Regions from separate parts of the Homo sapiens genome. Here region 2 is linked to region 1. Evidence: chromatin contacts called from ENCODE Hi-C or POLR2A ChIA-PET data. All regions are on one chromosome and are shown on one strand. Each heading gives the region's core, a stretch centred on a gene start or an enhancer-like site at or near the end of the contact. The rest is flanking DNA. Distances are from core to core; before and after follow the strand shown.

Evidence for each region. A loop is a pair of places that touch in the nucleus more often than their neighbours do. ChIA-PET counts read pairs that join two places held with the same protein, here RNA polymerase II (POLR2A).
Region 2: a map of mammary epithelial cell shows a loop between it and region 1 (3-fold over the local background). The contact joins two enhancer-like sites. A Hi-C loop is called at or near these places in 1 of 168 maps with a recorded cell type or tissue (mammary epithelial cell) and 1 of 37 single-sample maps with no recorded cell type. POLR2A ChIA-PET finds 5 or more read pairs at or near these places in 1 of 52 experiments (PC-9).

What each region holds. Positions count from the first base shown.
Region 1 is chr9:71,505,661-71,508,315 of GRCh38, forward strand. No RefSeq gene overlaps it. Among named protein-coding and RNA genes, the nearest start is that of CEMIP2, 260 kb to the right of the region's middle. Within about 2 kb of position 1,296, at least 2 of the 41 ENCODE cell types and tissues checked have a DNase peak (open chromatin) inside an H3K27ac peak, as active enhancers do.
Region 2 is chr9:71,679,364-71,682,018 of GRCh38, forward strand. No RefSeq gene overlaps it. Among named protein-coding and RNA genes, the nearest start is that of CEMIP2, 88 kb to the right of the region's middle. Within about 2 kb of position 1,353, at least 5 of the 41 ENCODE cell types and tissues checked have a DNase peak (open chromatin) inside an H3K27ac peak, as active enhancers do.

The DNA.
Region 1 (2,655 bases), core at 46-2,545:
TCATCTAAATATCATGAGATTTCTTAATATAAGTTAGTCAGAACTTTAACTTCTAAAATTCTATCTTTCAATTAGTATTATGATAATCATACAAATGTAAGGCTTAGTTGAATACCAGCTTACAAAATCGAAATGACTCATGTTTTAACTTGGTGAAGAGCACCTATATGTTTACAAAAAATTCAAGAGACAGCAAAAGTCCTGGCATCACTTTTGCCATTGTTGGCAGCTATAGGTCATCTGCCAATGTTTTGCCTATCTCCAAAAGTATTTAGTGCTAGGGAACCATGACTGCATTTCATTTGCCTGATGCCACATCAAATTAGTTCCAATAATGATAATGGTTTGGTACTATTATGTGCAAACCAAATGGTTTTGTGTCACCTGTTTACCTGTTTTATAAGAACAATGGATCTCTGTAGTTAGACCTGAATATTTACACTAATTATGTTTTCATTTTCATTTGTGTTTAGGTAACAGGAGTGAGAAAAATGTTTATTAGCTCTCAAATAGAGGTAAAAACACTAATTAAAGAGGAAAAGGTGAAATGTTATTCCAGTCAAATGCTAATCTAATCTAATAACAATTAGAGCATTTGTAGCAAATGGAAACATCTCAGAGTAAGAATGCTATTATCATTTTAAAATCATATGGTACTCTTCTCTGCTAATCATTAATTAATCTTGCACTCTGTTATCACCAACTTGATGATCCCATTTGAAACCAGTTGAGCCTGTGCCTTGCACATTTTGCCAGAAAATTTGCTATGCTAAACTTATTCTTATACTGCTAGATCATAAGTCTGCTAAAAGTCAAACCTTAAATCAACTGGCAGATTATAGTTTACAACTTTATGAATGCCCTTTATAAGCTATCAAAGCCATTTGTAGACTTTTACGAAGCAACAGAGTGTAATGAAGTTATTTTGGGTGGAAGTCGATGTGCTAAATGGAATCAGCTGACCCACGATTTATCCAAGAGTTTGTTAAGTAAGCATGTCAGCCTCTACTTAGATGGTGAGAAATAACTGCAGTGTCTCTAAAGGTATTCTACTTGTAAAAAATTCTGTGTTCCTCTGTCTCTCTCTACCTCTAATTGTACATTTTCTATTCCCTCTCTCTAGTAACTCTACCATGTACTTAACAATTTAACTCTAGAAAATTCAGCATGCAAATTGGTCTCATGAAGAATGATTGTCATAATAACTAATATTTTGGCCAAGAATGAAGATAGACAGAGCTAAAAAGAGCCCAACACACAGTGAGGAGCCAAGTTCAATCAGACCTAGGACTTGAAGCGCAGTTGCTCAGCCAAGTGCAGCCTAGTTCATCTGACTCAGCTGACTCACACTCTACATGCAGGAAGAATAAAAATAAATGAATCACTGTGTTATAGGAGTAGTTTGTTGCACAACAATGGCTGACTGACACAGATCTTCTGTGAAGTAAGACAATTTGCCTAACAGTAGACTTTCCAACAGCAATGATGAAGCTAGAAGTCAATAAAATAATATTTCCAATGTGCTGAGATAAAATAATAGCCAACCTAGAATTCTATAACCCAAACAACTATTTCTAAATAGTTAGATGAACAAGAAAAAAGTGCATTTGCAATCAACAGACATTCACCAAAGAAACATCCAGAAGGAAATATATGGTCCCTAGAAGGAAAGTCTGAGAAAAGAATGGTGAGCAAAGAAGTTGGGAAATATGTAGTTATAATAAACAAACATGGGTGGCATAAAATATTTAGTCTGAATTACAAGGTTTTTACCTAAAAGATAGAATTAAAATACTAGGCAGTATCCTAATGAAACTAACATTTCTGGCATTCTTATAATACTCAAGAGAAGACTAAGGTAGTATCTGATACGGTTTGGCTGTGTCCCCACCCAAATCTCATCTTGAATTGTAGCTCCCATAATTCCCATGTGTTGTGGGAAGGACCCAGTGAGAGATAATTGAATCATGGGGGCACTTACCCTCATACTGTTCTCATGGTAGTGAACAAGTCTCATGAAATCTGATGGTTTTTTAAAGGGTTTCCCTTTTCATTTGGCTCTCATTCTCTCTTGCCTGCTGCCACGTAAGAAGTGCCTTTTGTCTTCTGCCATGATCGTGAGGCCTCCCCAGCCACGTGGAACTGTGAGTCCATTAAGCCTCTTTTTCTTTATAAATTACCCAGTCTTGGATATGTCTTTAACAGCAGCATGAGAATGGACAAATACAGTACCTATAGATTTTGTTAAGTTAAATGCATGTGGTAAAATCTAAAAGTAACCACAAAAAGAACAGAAGTAAACTGTATAACATCTAAACTGATAGAAGGCAGAAAATTAGATAAGAGAAGCTAAGCAAGCTAATAAAAACTTCAAATTTTTTTTAAAGTCAAGAAAAAAGCATAGTTTGATTGCTTCTAAGCTAGGAGAAATAATTTGAGTTATAGTATTGAATATGCAGGGTCCAAATATCAATACAAGACATATAAGCAAGAGAGGACTTAATAAAGGGGCTAACCAATTCCATAAAGAAGACTGGAATTCATTAAAGAGGGATTGTAGCCACCCAGGGCTGAAGCCGGCATTTTCACTGAGCCTGTTAATAAGTTTGATTTGATTTTTAAGTACTTGTAGATTTTCCTCTACTTTACCAGAGG
Region 2 (2,655 bases), core at 103-2,602, 170 kb after region 1:
ACAAAAACACTACTAAATTAGAATTCACAGGAGTCTAGAAATCTAATTTTTTAGAAAACAAACCATCACGTGTTTCTGATGACCAGCCATGTTCAGGAGCCACAGCTGTTCTCATTTAATCCCCCCTGTAATTTCACAAAAGTTACTAATGGATCCACTTTATAGATGAGAAACCTGAGGCTCAGGAGGAAGCTGCTCCTAGGACCACCGCTAAGTAGAGAGCCTTAGCGGAATCAAACCTAGATTGGTCAGCAAAACAACCATACCTACAGCAAGTAACTGTATCAGACACTTTACCCTGACTCCACTTCACTTCCTCTAAGAACTATTTTACTTAAAAAACAACTGACTGCATGCACTCTTGAAAGAGTCAACAAGTTTTGTCATCTTTCTCTCCCATCGGAATTCTCTCATTCTCCTACCCATAGTGGGAGCTAAGGATGTTTCTTGCCTCCTAAGACTTGGAAGTCTTGCGTTCTCCCACATCAGAAACCTACCTGACCCAGGCGCTCCTCCCTCAGGAACTGGATGTTGACAATCAACATGGGCTGATGGGAGAAGGTGAACCTCCCACACCCACCCTCTTCCCTGGCAAGGGTCAATCTCATTATCCACTACTCAGCCACCTCCTGCAGCCCTCCATAAAGTTCATGCATTAAAAGGTTTTTGCTTACAAAGCAAACTGCTTGTATGAAATGATTCATTCTACCTCACAAAAAAATACATCTGAAATTATCAATCAGAGCTTCAATAAATGTAAAATTAGTAAAAAGGGTGGATAGTTTCATCAAAAAGCAAATAAACTTATGTTTTTGTTAGTCTGTGCAGCCTAATTGTGGCCAAATGTACATTTTCCTTCAAAATCCTTAAAATAATAAAACAAACTTGCAGAAAATAAAGAATGGCTGGGATTTCAGAGTAGGAATAACTGTAGCCAAAGGAATCATTGTAGTGGTATTTCAGGCATCATGGCGGGAGGACTTAATCACGGGCTCCAAACCTTTGCCCCAGTAACAGCCACATACTCTGCCCAATATGAAATCTGCCCTAGTCAGAAAAAGTTCTAGGGAAGACTGTGTAGATAGAATCATTAAGGTTAAAAAAAATCAATTTTGTTCAGATGTGTTCTCTGTTGAAGGGAAAGAGGGAAAGGAAGAACAGCCTCACTACATGCTATGAGATGGTCAAACTTTAGTGTTCACAAGAAACATCTGGAAAGCTTGTTATAACATAATATTCCCAGCTTCACAACTCCTGGAAACGCCAGTTCTCCTGTCTGAGCTGGGGCTTGGGATCCTGCATTTTCATCAAGCACCTCAGGCGATTCTGATGCAGGTTTCTTCCTTAAGTTGCTATTTAAAAAATTCTGACAATGTGGTAAGGTTCCAAGAACAGGACAATGAACGCTGGTCTACACTACACTGAGATCAAAGGTTGGTAAACTTTTTCAGTAAAGGGCCTAACAGTACATATTTTTGGACTGACAGTCTCTGTAGCAACTACTCATTTCTACCCCTGCAGCAGGAATTGCCCACAGTTAATAAGTATACAAGAATGAGCTTGGCTGTGTTCCAATAAGATTTGATTTATGGACACTGAAATTTAAATGTCATAGAATTTTCACCACATAAAATATTACTCTTCTTTTTCTTTCTTTTGTTATATTTAAAAACATAAAAATGATTCCTAGCTCAGAATTGCAGGCAGAGGTTTGCCAACTCGGATTTTTCAATTGTGATCATGAAGCCAGCTTTTCTATGGATGAACTTTAAAACTTAATTTTTCATATTTAGACTAATTATTTTGTCCCTCTTAGGAAAATTACAAAAACACATCTATAAAGATGTTTTCTGGTCCACCCTTTGCTGTATTTTCAGATATAACATGTTCACAGCTTGCTATGGCTGATAATTTTGGATGTCCTGTGGGGCACAGTTCCTCATTTAGAAATCACAGTTCAGTCAGTCATTCTCTAAATTTACCACATAAAAATAAAAAGTGTGCGTGCCCTTATCCACAACACCAGGGCCTACTGAAGCATCCTTTTATTAGTTTTTTTCTCAAATTGAAGATAAATAAGGGAAAAACAAAAAAACCTTTTCTCTTCCAAATGACTCAAATGGTCTAGCAAGTCTGTGAACAGCATTTTGCCATTTGTGAGCAAGGAACCAGGAATGGAGTTCCTTTATTTTTTTTCCCTCCATGACCTTTTGTTGAAAACTAGCTTAAATAGTGTCTGCTCACATTTCCAGCACACTGGGTTATAACAGTAATAATGTAATCATAACTAACAGTAATGATACAAATCTGCTGCCCTATTAAAGGTCTTTACCTCCAGGGGAATTTCTCAGGTTATTAAACATTGTTTAATAAGTATCTGGAAACCAAATAAGAATTCCAGAAGTAAGCTCCAACTCTGCATGATGAAATTAACAAACATTGTCATCATTGAATCTATGTATTGTGTTTATCTACTAGGAACAACAGAAAAAAACACTTGAACTAACTAAGCTCATTCCTTCTTACTGAAATGCTTCTCAACCAGACACATCCAAACATGACCTCATCTCTTAAGGAATGAAAACCTACTGTAGTTATCTAAAGCACTCAAGCCTCGATCTGTCACTTCATTACCTTCCCCTCCTCAAGACAAAG